Regions from separate parts of the Mus musculus genome. Here region 2 is linked to region 1. Evidence: chromatin loops called from intact Hi-C (ENCODE). Cell type or tissue: gastrocnemius. All regions are shown on one strand. Links, peaks and the distances in the headings refer to the core of each region. The heading gives the core; the rest is flanking DNA. Region 1 holds the start of Gm34372 (a long non-coding RNA gene). Region 2 overlaps C230014O12Rik (RIKEN cDNA C230014O12 gene).

Region 1 (10,622 bases), core at 828-8,827:
GCTTTCAGCCCTCTACAGGTGCCAGGAGCCTGGTAATGACCCTGTGTCAAAGATGCCACTGAAGCCACTGACAGGCACCAGGAACCCCACCCCCACCCCTATAGGGAGCCTCAGAGGTGGGGATGAAGGTCTGTGTCAGTGGCCAGCGTGGAGAGATGCTCAGAGCAGAGGCTGCTGACACAGCGTGCCCTGGTGGGAATAGTCAGGACATTTGCTCACTGCTGTGGGAAGTGTCCACATGGGACCTTTGTCCTGTTATTATGGAGAGCTTTCTGTCACTGAGTTCTTGAGTACTTTAAAAAGGTTTTGGACACTCTGTCCATTTTCTGTGTCATGGGCTAGGGTACATATTGATGTGAGAGAAAGAGAGAGAGAGAGAGAGAGAGTGTGTGTGTGTGTGTGTGTGTGTGTGTGTGTGTGTGTGTGTGTGAAGGTCAGAGATCAGCAGCATCAGGCCATTTTAATCTGATTTACTTCTGGCTACCACAGATCAAGTTTCTACCCTCTTAGCACTGCCTATGAGGGCTCAGTTTCAACCTGGCAAAGCTCTGAGTGTGCCTGCCCCTGTGTCCCCACCAGAGCCTGAGTCCCCTAACACAGACAATGATCAGGCACACTGCACACTGGACCCGGAACACTGGCTATGCTGGGACCCAGCTGCATTTTGTCCCTGATCAAAGACTCCAGGGAGCTCCGCCCACACGAGTCTCTGGTCTAGCATGGTCTAGTGTGGTCTAGCTTGCACAAGGTCCTAGATTCTGATTTGATTCTGGGAATCAGGATATGTCTCCTAGCATGCAGGAAGCCCTGGGTCCAGTGCTCAGAACTACATAACCCAGCTATATCAAGGGATACCTATAATCTTGGCATTTTGGAGACAGGGGCAGCTGCCTGGCCCAGGTTGGACTATATAGGATGATAAATCTAATTTATAAGATCAAAGGTGTGTGTGGACAACTTATTAAAACATGAAGTTAGCTGACACGTGGTATGGAAGCACACAGAGACAGGCGAGACTCCAAAGCCCTCACTGACATCTTGACCCTGTATCCAGCCCACAACCGAGGCTTCTGCAGTCACATGAACATGAAAAGGTATTTCTGCTTCTTAGAATACTCTGACAGTTGCCAGACAGTGATGGTGCACACCTTAAATCCCAGCACTCCGGAGACAGAAGCAGGTAGATCTCTGAGTTCAAGGACAGCCTGCTCTACAGAGGAAGTTCCACCAGGACAGCCAGAGCTACACAGAGAAACCGGGAAGGGAAGGGAAGAGAAGGGAAGGGGAGGGGAGGGGAGGGGAGGGGAGGGGAGGGGAGGGGAGGGGAGGGGAGGGGAGGGGAGGGGAGGGGAGGGGACAAACCCAGTCAGCTTCTAATGCCTCTATACACGCTGGATTAATACCTCCTCTATCTTGATCCACATGAAATGTTGAGGAGAAAAGGGACCAGTCAGAGAAGATGGTCCAAGATCAGGGCATGCTAATCCTGAGGCATAAGACAAAGTGGTGGTGACCCTGATAAGAAGCCAGCTTGCCTGCCTATCTGCTTGCTTGTCTGTCTGCCTGCCTGCCTGGTTGCCCTCAAACTCTGGCACAAAAAACAACATAAAAATAACTTGATCCTTGAGTAGATGAGTAACTGAAGGAAAAAAGGAATGAGTACACATTGCCTCAGTCGGCTTCCCTGGCCTGGGTGCCAAGAATGAGGCAAAGAACCACTATTTCTCCACAAAGAGACCTGGGTTCTCTGGTGCCCAGGCACTTAGAATCCGCTTGTGAGGATCTGGCCATGCCCCTGCCACAGAGCCTAGTGAGGCATCAGCCTCAGCCCTGAGAAGGCTCAGAGCTTCCATCCACGAAAGGTCTCCCGATACAATAAAAGATTATCAGCTCGATAATATGAGACATAACTAGGGCCACTATGCCCCGTTGGATTGAAAGCCAGAGAGTCAAGAGTCCCCTCCCCCAGAGATTTATTCCCCATGGAGTGGTAGTTTCCCAGCTGGCCCAGCTGGAAAGATTAGACCTGGTCTCTCTCCCTCCATCTGGGGGGAGGGGAATCACATTTTTATTTAATCTTCAATGAGCTGGAACAGCAAAGATGGCGTGAACGCACATTAATTCTGAAACAAATTATTAAGGCTTGATCTAGGATTCCGGGAAAACCACTCCCCACCCCCGCCAGCCGCCTCCCTTCATTCTGACCATCCGTTCCCTCCGGAAAACATACCATCAGGCCCAAGTGTTTCCCCAGGGCTGAACATAAAGGCCTAGGATAGACCAAGCCCAGGGCCAGCGCAGCCGCAGGCCTGGTGACAATCTGCTGTCCTGGGCCTTGACCCCTACCAATGACCTCCATGTTCTGTCTCCTCCCTGCCCATGCATATAGCTGCTCCTCCCCAAGCCCGGCCTCCCCCTGGCTTCTCAGGAACCTTGGCCTTCCCAGGACATCAAGAACCTACCTCCCTGAGTTGGCTCAGACATGGCTACACCCCCAGGGCCATAGGCCTTCCACCTCCTACAGACTTAGGGCAAAATCCAGAGTCCCCTGGACTGTGGCTCTCTTCCCTTGTCCCTAAAAGGCTTCACCTGCCTTCCCTTCTATTCATCCCTCTTGGAGCTGTGGCCCCACAACCTGCCTGCCCCTTCCTTCCCCACCCTTCCCACTTGAGAGTGTGAACTGATATCCACGTGTTTGTGGGACCTCTGCTGCCCACATCCCCAGTGGATACCAAGACCTGCCATCTCTTGTCCTTGAAATTAAATAGTACATAATTAGGGGCTGTCCAGAGGGCTCAGTGGGTAAGATGGCTTGCTGTGCAAGAAAACAGACCCAAGTTCAAATCCTCAGCACCCATGTAAAAGCTATGCATGGCTACACACATGTCAGTAACCACAGAGCCATGAGCGATAGAGACAGGAAGATCACCAAGGATTACTGACTGCTTGTCTAACTCGGGGTTCAGTGAGGTGAAGAGTAATAGAGTGGGACAGTTGATGTCCTCCTCTGGCTTCCACATTCACACACATGTGCACATATACTACCTACATACAACACATGCACAGCAATAATAGATACATACATACTTAGTGTCCAATGCTCACAGACAAAGCCCTGTAGGAAGTGAGAACACAGAGTTTGTCCCACTCAGTATGGCCCAGGGCAAACAGTAGGTGCTCAATAAATGGCTATTGAGCCAGGCATGGTGGCGCACACCTTTAATCCTAGCACTCAGGAGGCAGAGGCAGGCAGATTTCTGAGTTCAAGGCCAGCCTGGTCTACAGAGTGAGTTCTAGGACAGCCAGGGCTATACAGAGAAACCCTGTCTCAATAAATAAATAAATAAATAAATAAATAAATAAATAAATAAATAAATAAATAAAATGGCTATTGATAAAGGGAGGGAAACATGGGTCCCCAGCCCCTCCCATCAAACCCTCTCAGGTCTCCCAGCTTCGGCCCCCAGCCAGGCTGGTGGTTACAGTTGCTCCCAAGGAGCTCAACTTAAAAGACCCAGAGAATGGAGCTAGATCCAGTACATTCGGATCCAGTACACCCAGCAGGACCAAGACCAGGCTCCCAGCAAATGGGATTAGGCCGCTCCCCTAATCATGAGAATTTTGTCAGCTGGACAGCAAAGGCCAGAAACCTGGAATGACCATGGGGAGCAAGGACCCCTCTTCAGCCCTGGCCTGAGCCACCTTCCTTGCCAGGGTCCTGCCCCTCCCTGCGCCACCAGCCCAGGCCAGATCTCACCCCGCTTGGATTTACTCTTTCTTTGTCATCTATAGCAAGACAAGAGTGACCAGGTCAACTACAATTGTGTACGTCACCCTCCCACGGCCACACTCTCAGAGCTTTAGGTCAGGGCCATGGGTCCTCCATCTTCCCGCATCTGGGTCTGAATTTCCCGGATGTAGCTGCAGATACAGCGGCCCCAAGCTGTGATGACAGCCACTCCACGGAGGGTCCAGTCCTCCCAGGACTTGGTGCTGCCTGTGGGGTGGCAATGGGGTTCCTGGGGACAGGACTAAATGCTGAATAGGCCCTGAAAATGGGGAGGACCTTGAAATGTCAGCTCACACAAGCTGGCCCTTTCTAAGTACTAGACCCAGCAAAGGATTGGGACCCCCACTCTCTCTGTCCTGAGCCTCAAAATATGTGATATTCAGGGGCCTCCTTCAAAGTCAAGAAACTGAGGCTGGAGGGATGACTCAGTGGTTAAGAGCACTGACTGCTCTTCCAGGGGGTCCTGAGTTCAATTCCCAAGCAACCACATGGTGGCTCACAACCATCTGTAATGGGATCAGAAACCCACTTCTTCCCAGTACACTCTTCTGCTGTGTCTGAAGACAGCTTCAGTGTCTTTTTTTAAAAGAAGGGAAAAAAAAAAAGTCAAGAAACCCGGTACAGAATCTGGTCTGTGCCCCTACCCACTCTGCCTCAGGCAGGGTCAGGGGTCCCAGAATAACCTTGCTCAGCCAGTGTAGGACAAGCCGCTGCTGGGAGCTGAGGCCCAGCTGGGTTCCAGCGAGTCCTGGGTGGGTTCTGAGCATGGGGTCTGGATTTAAAAGCTGCTTAGGTGTGGAAAGAGACTAGGGGCACCATGGACAAACTGAGAAACAGGTATGGGAGAGTGCTTGGGCAGAAGGAGGGGACACAGGCACCTCATGTCACCAGTGGCTCCAGCTTTGGTGGCCAGAGGATCTGCCATCACAAGCCTCCTGCACCCAGCCCCTGCCTGCTCTTAATCTTGCCCCAGTGCCTAAGTGGGCGACCCTTGCTCTTGGGGACTGCACCCTCTGTATGACTTGGCTTAATTATCCTAGTGAGCCCCCACCTGGAGGCTCCCACTGGTCCCCTTAGCAGATGAGGTCTGTGGACTTTAGAGCCCTTGAACTGGGGTGACCTCATAGGCCCTCTTGGGCTTGTGACAGTCACTTCTAACCTCGCTCCCCCTCCCCACCTCTCTCTCTCTCTCTCTCTCTCTCTCTCTCTCTCTCTCTCTCTCACACACACACACACACACACACACACACACACACACACACACACACATATACACATGGACACATTACTCGCAGGGGCTGAGACCTTTGCCCTTACAGACAACAGCAGGGCGGGGCACAGGGGGGAGGCAGTGAAGCCACAGCCTGCAGCTCGGCGCGGGAACAAAGGAAGCACGGGGCGGTGGCCCTGCGTCCCACGCACGTCCCCAGCACCCACGCTCACGCGTGTGGGACATATGCACCCAGGGTACCGGGGCTCGCCACGCGGGTGGGGACCCCGACTCCGGCACACCGCCCCAACGCTAGTGTGGTCCGCCTTTAACACCAAGGCCCTGGAGTGGCAGTTGCAGGGAAAAGGAGTCAGCTCCAGGGTTCTCCCCTACATCCAGTGCCCGCCTGGGGCTGGCTCTGGCAGACCTGAACGCAACCCTTAGTGCCCCAAACTGACTCGCGGTGTTGGCGGACTCAGATGACAGGGATGGCCATGCGGGCGAGGAACAGCCAGGACCGAACCGCGAGGGAGGCACAATTGCAGCCCTGTGGCGCCACCTACGGCCCAGACTAACTCGCAAGCTTTCTGCCAGGCCGGCTCGATACAACTTCTGACATGTGGATTCCAGGTACCACCACCCAGGTTCTGTCTTCCTCTTCCAACTCCTACCAAACCCTCCTCTTCCTGCAACTGTACCCCACATTTAGCCCCACCCCAGAATTTCTCAAAAAGCATATCAGAAAAAGCTCCAGAAACATCAGTCCCGGGGGGGGGGGGGGGGGGGCTTTGTTCTGACAGGGTTCAGTTTCCTCGTGTTCTCCCATCTGTCTGTCCCTGCTGCACCCAGAAGTAACATGGCTCCCAAGGGTGAACACTCTTGGTCAGGAGGCATGGGAGGGCAGAACTGGACAGCCCTGAATTGAGCAGCACCTGAGCTAGGCCAGGCCTCTCAGTCCTCATGACCCATGACCCATGCTGAGTACCTGAAGACCAGTCTACACTGGGCTCTGAGGAGACCATGTGACATGACACCCGTACTCCCGCCATGACAAGTAAGCTCTGGCTGCAACTCCGCCCCCAAAAGAGGGTCATTCTCATGGTTTAGAGCCTCCAAGTGGTAGCCCAGAGTCTAGGCTACACATAAGTCTACACACTAGAGTCTAGGCCCAAGGGATCCTCACCACGGGAAATAAGCATTAGCTCGTGGAGTATGGTAAGGGGCACAGCAATACAGCAAGGGGCAAACCCAGAGCTCGATGTTACGACCTTGGTTCAACCAGGACTTTGGGGAGTTCAGAGGAGAGATCACTGCTGAAAGGCTTCCCTGGAATTCACGGAGAGATGATAGCAGTAGGCTTTGAATTTAGGAGTTTGCCCAAGGGAAAAATCTCACCAGAAAGTGTGGGCTTGTGGGAAACAGGAGCTTAGCCAATGTCATGTGCAACTTGAGAGTGAAGAGTGTAGATCTGAGCACTAGGCAGGCCATGGTTCAAGTCCAGGCCCTGCTGTGTCACCTCCAAAAGACCTAAGCATGTCAAATGAGAGTGACCCTACTTGGTTAGCACACTGTAGAGCTAACTAACCACTCCTGAGGAAAATAGGGGAGCAAATGTGACGGTGACATTCTGGGGTGGTCATGAGAGGTCACCCTGAATGTCACTCTGAGGACTATAAGGCTGGGGAAGGCTCCCCTGCTCCAAGGCCTCTCACTGGGGCCAGGCTTTAGGCCTTACCTTCTCTGGCCAACCTCGGCCAGGGTTATGACCCCCACCCCTAATCCGAGGCCCTGCTTCCACACTAGGTTGACATGGAAGAGCCGCCACCCTTCCCCCACGCTGCACAATCCCCCCCCCCCCACACACACACACTGTGCAGTCCCTGCCACAGAGAAAGGACGGTGGCACTACCATAATTTCTATTTCCTTCTAAATAGAAGCTCCCAGATCTGCTCCCACAGAACCAATTAAAGCACCTGCCGGGACCCAGCTTTGTCAGCAAATTACTTCCAGGCTCCATGGCTCAGGAATAAATCTCAGGCCGATGAAGGGGCCGGGATGAGGCGACGAACTGGAGGCCCCGGAGCAGGGAGGAGGTACATTCTCTCTAGTCCAGGCACCCCAACAGCACACGTCCAGCCTGGGTCACTCCCCCCACTGCTGCCGGAACAATCATTCCCTACGCGTGGGACACCTGTGCCCAGTAGACCAGGATGAAAATGACCCCACCTCCCGGACGTGGCCTGGGAGTCTCCATTTCCTTGTCCCAAAAGACCAGGATCACCTGTGCCCTTGGCTCTACTCTACCAAGCAACAGGGAGCAGTTGCCTCCTAACCTTGTGGCAGGATCCAGGACAAGTCCTCCCTGCTCTGGACTTCCCTTGGTGCTCCTACCCACGTCCCGGGTTCCAGCTGAGCTTACTGTCCCTACATCAGCTTCATGGGATCTCATCACACACATGTGACCCTTCTCCTGGGACAGAGCTAATGAAGGCCTGGAGTGGGTAGGATCTTAGCCCAGTGCAGTTCCAAAGGTCACAACCAGGCAAGGGGAGGAAAGGGCCAGAGAAGGGTTGGGTGGGAGGGCAAATGACTCTAACCCCAGGGTTACGGGGAATTGTGGGAGCCTGGCTTCCTGCATAAACAGCTCACCAGAGATCAGTTGTCCTGAAGACAGAAAGACTCTGGATACTGTGTCATCTCTGTGCGGATTATGAAAATATCTTAACACCCATTTTGTAGAAACTCATGTTTAGAAAATGTACAGTGCCTATGACCAAAACAGAACTCCTAGGATTGTGTAGTGCACAACTTCCCAGGAGGGATTGAGCCAGCAGGAGTGGGGGGCAGATGGGGGGTGGTTGAGGGGAGCGAGGAAGGGCGGGGTGCTCCCCACCCCCAAATACTGTAGTGAGGGAACTTCCAAAAGGACGAAGAGGTCTCCCTCAGTTTGGACCATGTCAGAGGGGCTGGCAGCATGGCAGCCACTTTATCCTGTGAGTCCTTGCCCAATGCTATAGCAGGGTGCGCTAGGAAAAACTGAGGCAACCAGTGATATGATAGAGAGACCAGGTGACATTTCAAGGTCCTAATTCCTGCTGGGTGGAACTGTGGTGGCTGCTTGCCTGTCTCTTGGGCAGGGCTTGGGGAGGGACCATAGCACACGGAATCCCTGCTTGGAAGGCCAAGCCCAGAGAAAGCCAGGCACTCACCCACCACCCTATGCTCTGCACTGCGGTGGCTCTCAGGCCCAGTGACCATTAACAGAGGAGTGATGACACCCCTAAGGGCATCCACTCTTATCTGGTTCTCTTTGCCTTTCCTGCTCCATTGCCTGGGACTTTGTCACCGCTGAGCCCCCTCAGCTGGTGTCTCCTCCTTGGCATTGTATTCCCGGCCACAACTGAGCCTCAGTCTCAGAGGTTAAGTAACCTGCACAGATTGATACAGCTCTGTACCATTAGGGCAAGGTTTGTACCTTAGTTCCTCTGGTGCCAAACTACAGCCTGGGCACAACTCCCCAAGCTAGATGGGACCCTGCTCTGGATATGCAGAGCAGGTCAGATGGGCAGTGAGTGGGCTCAGAGAGCAAGAAGCAGCACCTCAGTCAGGAACCAACCAGTCTAACCAGATGTTGGAGGCAGTGGAACAAAGTGTTAGCAGCGCCACCTGCAGGCAGGGAGGACTAACTGTCCTTGGGTACCTGTAAAAGAAGACATATCTCCCAGGGATAGGGACAGCTGACATCCTGCTGAGAACTCTGGCTCCAGACACACTTCCTTTGTAGCTGCTAACATTTTCAGCGCTGAGTGAGCTTCACCCTCATTTTTGGGCCTCTGGCAGAGCCCAAGCTACAACTGTCCCATTTCACAGAAAGAAAACTGAAGCTGGTGATCAGAGGTCACTTGCCCAGTACTGCCCAGCTGACAGAAGTCATATTCCCCTCCTGTCACTGAGGCAGGAGGGACATGCTCACGGGAACATGACTACTTGATTTCCTTAGTTTATACCTGGAGCCAACTACATTCTTGGAACCCAGCAGCCAAAGTGTAGACCATGCCGGCGATCCCAGCACTCACGAGGTAGAGGTAGGGTCAGGAGTCCCAGGCCATCCTTATCATCATAACTTCAAGGCTTGCCTAGGGTAAGAGACTCAGAGATGGAGGTGGGAGTGGGGGCAGTTTAGACAAATGTGTTCTCAAAGCAAGAAAAGCCATGAGGAAGTAAGTGAGCAAGAATTGGAACCCTGGGGGCTGGCGAGATGGCTCAGCGGGTAAGAGCATTGACTGCTCTTCCGAAGGTCCTGAGTTCAAATCCCAGCAGCCACATGGTGGCTCACAACCACCCATAAGGAGATCTGATGCCCTCTTCTAGCACATCTGATGACAGCTACAGTGTATTTATGTATAATAATAAATAAATCTTTGGCCGGGTGTGGTGGTGCATGCCTTTAATCCCAGCACTCGAGAGGCAGAGGCAGGTGGATTTCTGAGTTCGAGGCCAGCCTGGTCTACAAAGTGAGTTTCAGGACAGCCAGGGCTACACAGAGAAACCCTGTCTCGAAAAAACAAAACAAAACAAAACAAAACAACAACAACAAAAAGAACCCCCCCAAAATAAAAAATAATAAAAAAATAAATAAATCTTTGGGCCAGAGAGAGCAGGGTTGACTGGAGGCGAGCAGAGGTCCTAAAATTCAGTTTCCAACAACCACATGAAGGCTCACAACCATCTGTACTGCTACAGCGTACTCATATACATTAAACAAACAAACAATTCTTTAAAGAAAAAAAAAAAAGACTTGGAACCCTGAAGGGATGAAGATCACAAAGCCCAGGGCCGACACTGTGGGAACTAGAACTAGGGACTAGATACGCTCATGTGCAGGCACCAGACAGCATGGAGGGAGGAGGAGGGAGGCATGGACAGGAAGGAGAGAGGGAGGGTAGGAGATGGGGAGGGTAGGACTAGAGAGATGGCTCAGCAGTTAAGAGCACTTGCTGTTCTTGCAGAGGGCCTGGGTCTGGCTCTTGGGAGGAGGGGAAGATGGGGAGGGAGGAAGAAGGAAAAAGACAGCCAAGTCTAGTGACAAAAAACATAGGTCCTGTGAGCACCCCCTGCACACAGTGGGGACCTTGAGAGGGGTGTTTTCAGTTTACCTGGGAAATGGTATCTTCTCACTACATATTTATTGGATCTGGGACCCCCTGTGTGCTGGGACCCCCTTCTACCTCCCCATCAGTTGCAGCTCCAGGCCTATTGACATAGATATTTAGTTGGTTACAATTTTTGAGGCAGAGTCTCACCTAGCCCAGGCTGGCCTAAGGATGACCCTGAGCGCCGGGTGTGGTGGCACGCCTTTGATCCCAGCACTTGGGAGGCACAGGCAGGCGGATTTCTGAGTTCGAGGCCAGCCTGGTCTACAAAGTGAGTTCCAGGACAGTCAAGACTACACAGAGAAACCCTGTCTCAAAACAGAACAAAACAAAACAAAACAAAACAAAACAAAACAAAACAAAACAAAACAAAACAAAGGATGACCCTGAGCTAGGAAGTGCACACACACTGCAGACCGACTAGATGAAGCTAGCTCACCTCACGGTTCTGAGTGGGCAGAGGGAAAG
Region 2 (10,622 bases), core at 1,110-9,109, 610 kb before region 1:
ACACAGAGAAACCCTGTCTCAAAAACAAAAAAACAAACAAAAAACAAAACAAAAAAACAACAACAAAAAAGTTAAAATAAAAAGCAAAGGGGAGTCCGAGCCCTGGTTTTCTTTCCCACGCAAGCTCCGTTAGCTTTGGGTTAACTTTTGCTTGGTCTTGCTTGGGATTCTTTGGAGATAGGATCTCGTGTAACTCAGGTTAGCTTCCAACTTGCCATGCAGCTGAGGACAGCCTTGAGCTCTCAGTCCTCCTCCCTCTATCAACAAAGTGCTGGGATTACTTGCACGCAACACAGTATCCAGATGTCATCTGTGTAAAAGGATTGTGGTGGTTTGAATGGGAAGTGTCCACATAGGCTCATGTGTTTGAACATCTGGTCCCCAGCAGGTGGCGCTGTTTAGGGAGGTTATAGAAGCTTTGAGAGTGTGTTGGTGGGGGATTATAGCCCACTCCACCCCTGGCCTTTCTCACTCCACCCCTCCACCTCTCTCTCTCTCTCTCTCTCCCTCTCCCTCTCCCTCTCCCTGTCTCTCTCTCTCTCTGTCTCTCTCTTTCTCCCTCCCTCCCCTCCCCCCACCCCCTCACTTCCTTCCTGGTAGTTGAGGTGTGATCTCTCAGCCCCCTGCTCCTGCTCCTAAGTGTCCCCCATCATTATGGACTCTGGAACCTTGAGCCCAAGTAAACTGTTTCCTTTGTAAGATGTTCTTGGTCATTTGTGCTATTTTATCACAGCAACCAAAACCTGGTTAACGAAAATGAGAACCAAATATGATAAGCAAACTTGGGATGAACCCAGACCATAAACAAAATAGTATAAATGGCATGATTTGGACAACTAGGGAGATTGCAATAAGAACCTGGGGAAAACAGAGCACTGTAATAATGATGTTTTTCATATTTCTTAATAGACATGATTTGATTATTAAAGATTGCTCTAGTTCTTAAGGGACATTCTATAAATGAGTGTAAAGAAAGAGGGGTCATGTCTGTAAATAACCTCAAACTCTTTAGGAGCAAAAGACGTGTGTGTGTGTGTGTGTGTATGTGTGTGTGTATGTGTGTGTGTTCCTGTGTGTGTGTGTTCCTGTGTGTGTGTGTTCCTGTGTGTGTGTGTGTTCCTGTGTATGTGTGTTCCTGTGTGTATGTGAAGGTGCAAATGCAGGTACCAATATGCATGTGGAGGCCAGGGGTCAACCTCAGCTAACCCACCTCCTCTTTAGGGACTAGGTCCCTCACTTGCCCAAGAACTTGCTGAGCAGGCTGGTAGCCAGCTGTCTATCTGCCTCTCTGGTGCACGATTGCAGCTTTGAGCCACTGCTCTAGGATTCTCTTTTTGTGACTTCCTCATGCTTCCAGTGTAAGTATGTTACCTATAGGTCTATCTCTCCAGCCTCTCAAATGGTGTTTTAAATTAAAGGCCTAGGACTGAAGAGATGGCTCAGCAGTTAAGAGCACTGACTGCTCTTCCAGAGGTCCTGAGTTCAATTCCCAGCAACCACATGGTGGCTCCCAACCATCTGTAATGGGGTCTGATGTCCTCTTCTGGTGTGTCTGAGAACAGCTACAGTGTATTCACATAAATAAATAATTTAAAAAATAAACTGAAAACCTACAACGGGCCTGGGAGGTGACTCGGAGGTGAGTCACCAGATTGAGCCCAGATCTCCAGAACTGTGTTATAAGCCTGGGCATAGTGGCTCATACACCTGTATACCCAACACTCCAAGGTAGACACAGTAGGATTGCCAGAGTTCCCTGACTAGCCAGTCTAGCCAAACTCAATTTGCAATCTTCCTGCCTCCCCACCTCCTGAGTGCTGTGACCACAGGCCTGTGCCACCACACCTGGCTTCCACATGGGTTTCACTGGTCCATCACATCCGATCATATCCAGGCAACAACTCGCTTAATAGATCTAGTTGCTAATATGCATCCAATTGTCTAACTTTATTTTTTCAAATGGTTAACCAACTATTCTAGCACTATTTATTAAATAATTTATGTTTCCCCTACTGATTTGAAATGCCACTTTCATTATATAATAAATAGCTATGCACACCTCAGTTATTTTCCTGCGTCGGCTCATTTGTTTAATTATGCCGATTTTACTGTTTTGTCTTATTATATAAATCTGCAAGGTGTTTTGGCTTATTCATTCACTTATTAACTCACTGGAAGTGTTGTGAGCGTGTGTATGTATGTGTGTGCTAGTATGTATGTATGTGTATATGTGTGAGTGTGTGTATATGTGTGTATGTGTGTTATGTGTGTATATGTTTGTGAGTGTGTGTATGTGTGTATATGTATATATATATATATATATGTGTGTGTGTGTGTGAGTGCATGTATGTATATATGTGTATGTGAGTGTGCATGTGTGTTACTGTGTGTATGTATATGTGCATATGTGAGTGTGTATGTGTGCATGTGTGTTAGTGTATATACATGTGTGTGAGTATCTGTGAATGTATGTGTATGTGAGTGTGTATGTGTGTGCATGTGTTAGTGTATGCACGTGTGTGTGAGTGTGTGTATGTGAGTGTGTATGTGTGTGCTTGTGTTACTGTGTGCATGAGTGTGTGTACATGTGTGTGGGTGTGCATATATATGTGTGTGCATGTGTTAGTGTGAGTGTGTATATATGTGTGTGAGTATGTGTATGTGTGTGTGAGTGTGTGTATATGTGTGTAAATGTGTGTATGTGTGTGTGAGTGTGTGTAGTTGTGTTTCTGAGGCATGTGTAGCCCTGTGTGTGTTTGCTTACTTTTGTTTTCCTTTTGAGGCAGGGTCTCACGCAGCTCAAGCTGGCCCTGAACTCCATATGTAGCTAAGGATGACCTTGAACCTTGATTCACCTGCCTCCACCTCCCAAGTGCTGGAGTGACCGGTGTGCCCCACAAGGCCCAGCTTTTGTGGTGCTGGGCTTGGTGCACGTGCCCAAGTGTTCTCCTAGGCTCACTCACTCAGTCTGTGGATGGGAGCTATTTTAGAACAGCGTGGACAGTGGGCAACGGAACACCTCGACACCTGCATTTAAATGTCTGACCTCAGAAGCTCCTCCTGCCCTGATCAATTTCATTTATTAAGATGTTCTTAGCCGTTCTTGTCTATTTATAACTCCCAATGAACTGATGTTGCAAGAAAATACATTTGGGATTTCATTGGAACTGAATTAAATGTATGGATTAATCTTAATGGAATTGACAATTTTTAATCTTCTTTTCCACCGGCCCAGCCGGCTGTGCTTTTATGCAGTCAATTCTCATTTTCATGTGAAGTTTTAGCCTCACACATTTATGACTGAGCTTGTTGTTGGATATTTTCTGTCTTTGTGGCTATTGTGAATGTCATCTTTTCCCATCATACATTCCGGGTGATTAATGTAAGTACACAGCAAAGCCATTGATTTTTTTGAATATTTCTTTCAAGTCAGCATTTACTGAATTCCTGATTAATTGTAATAGTTCCTGCTTGTTCTTTCAAATTTCCTAGGTAAATAATCACATAATGTGATTGCCCCCTTTACTTTCTTTTGATCTTATCATATACATACATACATACATACATACATATATATGGTAATAGAATATATGTTACATACATATATATGATAATAGAATATATGTATATATTTCTTTCTGCATTAGTCAAGGCAAGCTTTCTGAGACATGAGGAGCAGTACTGAGCAACCAGTTTTCCCAGGGGAAGCAGCCCTGATAAGGGGCTCTGGGCAATTTCTGTGGTGTAAATTCTCCCATCACAGCAGGCCTTCAGTTGCTGATGGGATGTCACTAGATGTGGAATTTATAAAGAGACACGTGGCCTCAATGTGAGGTGGTCTTCAGGGAAGAACACAAAAACAAAATAACAAAAAGAAAAGTTGGAAAACACATGTGTGCACGCGCACACACACACACACACACACACACACACACACACACAGAGGACCAGTTGCAATGAGCATTACCTCTTCCACAGTAGCTCTAAGAGCGCCTGTGACACACTCCACTCTACTTGTTCAATGGGGAAGGGTGGAATAGTGGCCATTACAAAAGGATGGCAAGATCACCTGGTGCAGCTGCATTCCTCTGAGTCCTGCCTCCCTGACACTCTTCTCTCGGGCAATACAGTCAGATTTGAACTGGATTCCCAGAGTTCCGGTGTTGTTCATCTGTTCCCCAGCTGGTGGCGCTATTGATAGGTGGATGAACCCTTTAGGAGGTGGAGTCTATTTGGAGGAAGTAGGTCATTAAGGGTGAGTCTTTGAAGATGATATTGTGACCTTGCAACCCACCCTCCACCCCCCACCCCCCATCCCCTCAGCGCTTGCTGGCCCCCATGAAGTGAGCAGCCTCCTCTATCATAGAGACTTGGCACGATATCCTGCTCCACCTCAGACTAAAGCAATGGACGCCAGCCAGCCACGGGCTGAACTGTGTCCAAATTAAACTTTGCATCTTTTCAATTGTTTTCCTTGGGGTATGTGTCCAGGAGGTGAAGAGGTCACAAACACTCGGACAGCTTCTGTGCTCCTCAACCCCTCCCTCTCTTTTCCCGGGACTGCTGAAGTCACAGCTCCTCCAATTGGGCTTCATCCTGCCTCCTTTTGGAGGGTAAGAGGTAGTAGAACTTTCTCCTGGCCCACCCAACCATACCAAGTCCAAACTGGAGCCCCTGTCCTGTCCTGGTGGCTCTCATCAACACGCTCTTTGCCTACAGATCGAGCAAATAGCGGTTCATGAGGTTCAGGTATCCGTTTCTCCCTACTGTACCCCAGGGCCAGAATTCCCAGGGGAATGGCCTCCCTGATGGCCCTGTTCTCTCAGTAAATACCTTTGCCCACTGCTTAGAAGATCTAGTGTCTTCTACCCCTTCATCAACTGTGCCTTTCATGGTCACCAACAGTGTTGCTCAGACACGTGACCCTGTTCTTCTGAGTCCCAGAAGCGTTGACTCCACCCTCCTCTTGAGACACTCCAGTGTAGTGACTTTCCTTCACCATCTCTGCGACTCCATTTCTGCCTTCCGTCTCCACCCTCTCAGCGTCCTTCAAGATGCCCCTCCCCTACTTTCCCAGTGACCCACCCCTCTTCCTGGCCAGCTAACCACGCATGGCACGTGTTCAGCTCACCGTCGTACTCTCTCCTTTAACCATGTTAGCTAACCTTAAGTATGTCCGAAGCTCCTTTTTCTAATCTGTGAAGTAGGGTAACTGCTAGCTGCATGCTAACACTAACCTGGGGGTACATGCCCCCTGGGTAGGGCACAAAGGGGGCACCCGATGAACCTGACCCCTGGTGGTAGGTTTTATTATCATCCTTCTTGGTCATCTGGAGGGAGAAGGCTACACGAAGGAGGTAAAGCCATCACACGCCACACAGTCTGTGGGACCTGTTGAAGCCCTCCCCACAATGTGGAAGGGGAGATTTCTGAGCTCAGACAGGGACTGTGGGGAGGAGTCAGGGATTCGGGGGGAGGAGTCTACTCTCCAGCAATGCGCAAACTCTGTGCTCTTCTTGTTCCTCTGTCACCAGGGCCTATATTAAGATCATCAAATGTCAGCACAGACGCTTTAACTGCTAATGTGAGTGTGAAAGACAGGTGGATTGCAGGTGTGCTGGTGGGAAGAGAGAAGTCAGGAGGTAGAAAAAGCAAGGAGGGGGCAGAGGGTGAAGGTAGAGAAGCCGGCTTCAGTTCCGTGGGAGCCACAAGATGTGTGTTGCGCGGCAGACAACAGACCTGTAGAGACAGGATCAGTCTGTGGGCTGCTGGCTCCAGGGGCAGCCTGGATAGGCTGGGCTGTGGGTACAGCTCTGGCTCTATGAGACTGCAGGGAGTCTGGGCTTCACACCCCTGCAGCGACTCTCACTTAATGAGTGAAAGGCAGTAGGGTAAAGAGCCCCCCTCTGGAAAACAGACTGTCTGCAAAGGCGGCTGTCAAAGCGAGGCCCCGTTGCTAAGGGAACCGCCTGGGAAGTCAAGAGATGAAGTCACCCCACCTCTCCAGCAAGCTTGAGGTTCAGAAGGGGCCTGGCATTCCAATCCATGTCTGCACTGGTGCCTCTCTGGCCAGGCTTCCGAACCTAGGCGGGGCTGAGATCTTGCCTTCCATGACTGCCCACGCCTGGCTAGTCATTAGTCCAATGGTTGACCAAAGAAACTTGGCTAAGCACTAAGAGGCACAGAGGCTCAGGAGAGCCTGCAGGAGGTCAGTCTGGTACCAAAGGGGCCACAGCACCCCAGGGACTCAGGACTTTAATTAAATCCAGAGGGAAGCAGCTCTAAGCTGACGTGAGGATGGAACCCTTAGGATAGGCAAGAAAACTACTGTCTTAGATGCTTTACTACCATGACCAAGCCAACTTGGGGAGGAAAGGGTTTACTTAGGGTCTGCCTCCACATCATACATCACTGATGGGAGTCAAGACAGGAACTCAAACAGGGCTGGAACCTGGAGACAGGAGCTAATTGCAGAGACCATGGGCAGACGATGCTTACTGGCTTGCTTAGCCCGTTTTCTTCTAGAACCCAGGATCACCAGCCCAGGAATGGCACCACCCACAATGAGCTGGGCCTTCCCCACCGCACCCCATCCCCCATCAATCACTAATTAAGAAGGGTTTATTTAGCTTATGCTCCACATTACTGACTACAGGTTTGCCTACATCCTAACCTCATGGAGGCATTTTCTCAATTGAGGCTCCTTCCTTTCCAATGTCTCTAGCTTGTGCCAAAGTAACGAACCAGCTGGTTTAATAAAACTAGCCAGAACAAGCACTAAAGTTTGAACACAGCCAGCCTCAGTGGGGGAGCCTTGAAACTTACAGAGGTGGCTTCTCTCCAGAGAGTCTGACATCTGCGGGGAGCAATCCAGGACAGCGTGGTCTTTCATCCCTACACTCATGGCTATGCTCATGGTCCACCAAGTCTGAGGACCCCTGGGCATGGCCCTGTCTAGACATCCCAAAGACCTACTTACTCGTTTTGTTACTATATGAATATTTTTATAAAGGAAAGCAGAAGACTTGCTTAGTCTCCGGTGGAGGCCATGTTGGCATTATACCCCCAATCAGGTCTTGGGAAGATCTATTGAAAAGAAGGAGCCTTGGCATTGGGGCCAAGCAGAACAGACAGCAAAGGCAAATCCTTGCTGCCATGCCCTCCCCAGGTAACCTGGGGGCAGTTCCTCACAGTCCTTATGCCTGAGGGTCAGTGTGAACATAGGGAGTAGATGTGGGGGCGTCTAGAGACGGTGCACACACAGCTGTGCATGACAACAAGACTCAGTAGTGATGATATCATGATCTTGAATTCCCGCCTCTCAGAGGATGACCCAGTCCTTTCCTGACACAGGTGCCAGCTTTCAACTCCCTTGGCATGTACCCCTTGCCCTTTGAGTGAGTCACAAACAACTTCCTCTCAAGACATGCTGAGTGGCTGGCACAGAGATGGCCAACCTGCCCTTCCTCCAGGAAGCTTCCAGTCTTAAGACTGGGGGTAGAAAACACTAGCAATGCAGACGCCAGGCTAGCAATGCAGGCACCAGGCTAGCAATGCAGACGCCAGGCTAGCAATGCAGGTGCCAGGCTAGCAATGCAGGCACCAGGCTAGCAATGCAGGTGCCAGGCTAGCAATGCAGGTGCCAGGCTAGCAATGCAGGTGCCAGGCTAGCAATGCAGGCACCAGGGTCATGATGCTCACAATGGAGCCTCCCAGCTCCCTGCTGCTTTGTCCCTGGCCCTGGCCCTCAAACACGCTGTTCCCTGTCCTACCAGCTCTTGGAAAGCAATATTGGAAACCAAATTCATGGGCTAAGACTGGACTCTGGCATTAGTCAGATGGGCACCATTCCAGTCCACACTCACGGGCCTGGAAGTGGGAGATGCACCTCACCTCGGTCTCGCAGCTGAGAACACGGGGCACACTGAAGCTCTGGCACGCAGCTAAGATGTGCCCCACCTGCACTGCACCTGAGAATTTGTGTCATAATTACTCCTTGTTCTCCTTGGCTCATGATGGAGCCAGTTCCTCTGCACTCAGGAAAAGGTGAAAACCAGAACGGGCCTGTGATCTAGGCAGAGAGTGAGATTGCTTGCCTGTGCTTTAGCTGAGATCTTATTAGCCTGGGCTCTAGCTGAAATCTTGCCAGCCTGTGTTCTAGCAGGGATCTTGCTAGCCTGTGCTCTGGCTGAGAGATCTTGTTAGTCATCTCTTCCTTGGCACCATGTCTAGAGCCCCGTGGGATGTTGCTGAGCTGGGGAAGTCACCTAGAGTCCTAAGCATGTGCTCACCTATGGGAGCAGCTGGGGAAAGCCAGAGAATCACAGGGGCCAGCTCAGAAGCTGGAACCACCATAAAGTGACAAGCTCTGGGCTCTGCGGCCCAAAAGAGGTCCAGTGAAGTCCTTAAGGAGAGAGAGCGGTAGCTGCCGTACCAGGATCCCACCTGTGTAACCAGGGGTTCTGGGTAGTCCCAGGTAGCTCTTCTGGGTAGTCTGACGACCAGAATGTGCCCAACTGGGATCCAGATAGGGACTGTAACATGAGCTGACTATGAGTTAGGTCACCATCAAGAAGGGCTTGCCTGAGGGCCTCTGTGTTCCTTCACTAAGACTCTGAGAAAAGTTTTTTGTCAACAAGTAGGTGCAGATACATGTCGCCCTGAACATAGCCCCATTTCTACACCTGCTGTCTATAGGACACATGGCTGAGTCTGTTCCTGCACCTGTAAGATGTGAAGTAATGCCTCCCTCACAAGATTGACCTGAGGGTGCTATGAGGGTCCTGGCTGAGCATGCGGCGCGGCCCATGAACACCTTGTTACTGAAAATCTGGCGAAAGGGAAGCAACCTCACGGAAAAGTCAGGACAGCCCTAGGATGTGAGGGTAATGCACATCTCTTCTCTGTTCCTTATGCAACAAGCAGCAGGAGCAACAGCCAGAACCTCCCTTGTCCGACAGGCCAGAGTCAGTATGGGTTCCGGAACCATGCAGGGAATGTAGGCCTGCATCTATCGTCCTGTGGACACACATAGATGGCTGCATCTGATAGCTGTAGCCAGGTAACAAATTACCCATATCCAGTCATTTACCGTTGCTTAAAACATTTGTTTATGAGCATTCTTACTGGCCAGAGGGGTAGCTCTTCCGGCCTTGGCAGAGCCCACTGAGGGTCAGGTCAGAGCTAACTGGTTTCCGTCACAAGTTTGGAGAGCTAGTCAAGGACATCCTGGACTGGGACAAGGGGCCTTCCTCCAGAGCTGTCTCCTCTGTCACTCTCAGGCTACAAGGAGAAGATGAATCAGCCATTTCTGCAATCAATCTGCTGCCATGAGTGAGGGTCGAATTCTATTTCTGACTCACTGTATTTGCTGTGTGAGATCACACACGCGCCTTCCTTCTCTTAGTCAGTGTCTTTGTGGGCGAACAGGTCAAAGCACTCAGAAAAATGCATTCTGAGAGCCAAGCCGGCGCCTAGTTGGGAAAGAGAATGACGTGGGTGGGTTTGTCTGCTCCTGAGGGTCTGACAGCTCCCCACTGTGCCTGGGCCTGAAGGGGCCCGGTTGGGGGTCTCCTCCCGCCCCCCATCTTGCCTCCCTCTCAGGAGCCCTCCTGCCGAGGACTCTTCAGTACCCGGGGTCTTAAGGATACTTAAGTAGCAAACTATGTGTTGATAATAAAATTTGCCTGCCTCTCACAGACATCCAATTTGCTTACCATCCAAAGAGAAGCGCTGGGTGCCTGCTTCTGAAATTGTTTTAATCTCTGCCACGGAGCGCTTCTGGCAGGTTCTTCAACTGGAAAATAGGAAATGAGTTAGAAACAATGGAGGGCCGTGAATAATCTCACTTAAGATGTTTGATCTATCTGGGGAGGAGGTGAAGTTGAAATCCATTTCCTGGTTCACAGCCAGACAGGGAGGGCGGGAGTGGGGGATGGGGTGGGGGGATGGTGCAGAGCGGCTTGGGGAGGTGACTAGCCAGGGCCTCACTGGTCCAGCTATGGCCAAGACAAGGGCTCCACACCTTTGTGATGCCTGCAGCCCTGGAAAACCCCAGGAAACTTCTCTGTACAGATGGAACTGACCTTTCGATGTGAGAGGATTGACTGCTCACTGCCGCAGCACCATGGCTTGTCTCCACCATAGAACTCCAGACCTGAATAAATATACTTCCGGGCAGTGAAGATGGCTCCATGGGTAAAGGTGCTTGCTTTGCAAGCAAGAGGATCTGAGTTCAAAACTCCAGAACCTGTATAAATTGCTGATCGTGGTTGTGTGTGCATCTGCACCCCCGACATTGTTGGAGATGGAGGCAGGATCCCTGGGGCTCACTGGCCACCAGCCTAAATCCAGCTTCAGTGAGAGAGCCTGTCTCAGGGGACTAAGGCATAGGATGATGGAGCAGGACTCCTGACACCCTCCTCTGGTGTCCACATACATTCACGCATGCTTGTACCACATCCCACATATAGGCATAACACACACACACACACACACACACACACACACACACCATTCCCAGTGTAATCTACCCAGGACCAAAAAGGAGTGGTAAAGATGATACAGTACATTCATCCCATGACTACATCTTCACAAGATCTGAGGGTCCCGAGCACCCAAGA

Evidence for each region. Peaks named below come from ENCODE experiments on the same cell type or tissue, not always from the same donor. Only the 100,000 strongest peaks of a DNase experiment are listed, where the experiment ranks them.
Region 2: a loop joins it to region 1, with 4 times the contacts of the local background. A loop is called at or near these places in 4 of 42 quality-filtered maps.

Annotation. Positions count from the first base shown.
Region 1 is chr2:34,633,935-34,644,556 of GRCm38, forward strand. It overlaps Gm34372 (a long non-coding RNA gene), which reads left to right and starts at 5,133. Exons shown (of 3, transcript XR_003954033.1): 1 at 5,133-5,630. In gastrocnemius, for the core only: a CTCF peak has its summit at 8,668 (motif pointing left); a DNase peak (open chromatin) is centred at 5,536; H3K4me3 peaks cover 530 bases.
Region 2 is chr2:34,021,730-34,032,351 of GRCm38, forward strand. C230014O12Rik (RIKEN cDNA C230014O12 gene) reads right to left here. Exons shown (of 4, transcript NR_130173.1): 2 at 9,717-9,796; 3 at 4,070-4,228. Among named protein-coding and RNA genes, the nearest start is that of Gm39793, 65 kb to the left of the region's middle. In gastrocnemius, for the core only: a CTCF peak has its summit at 4,178 (motif pointing right); DNase peaks (open chromatin) are centred at 4,194 and 4,413.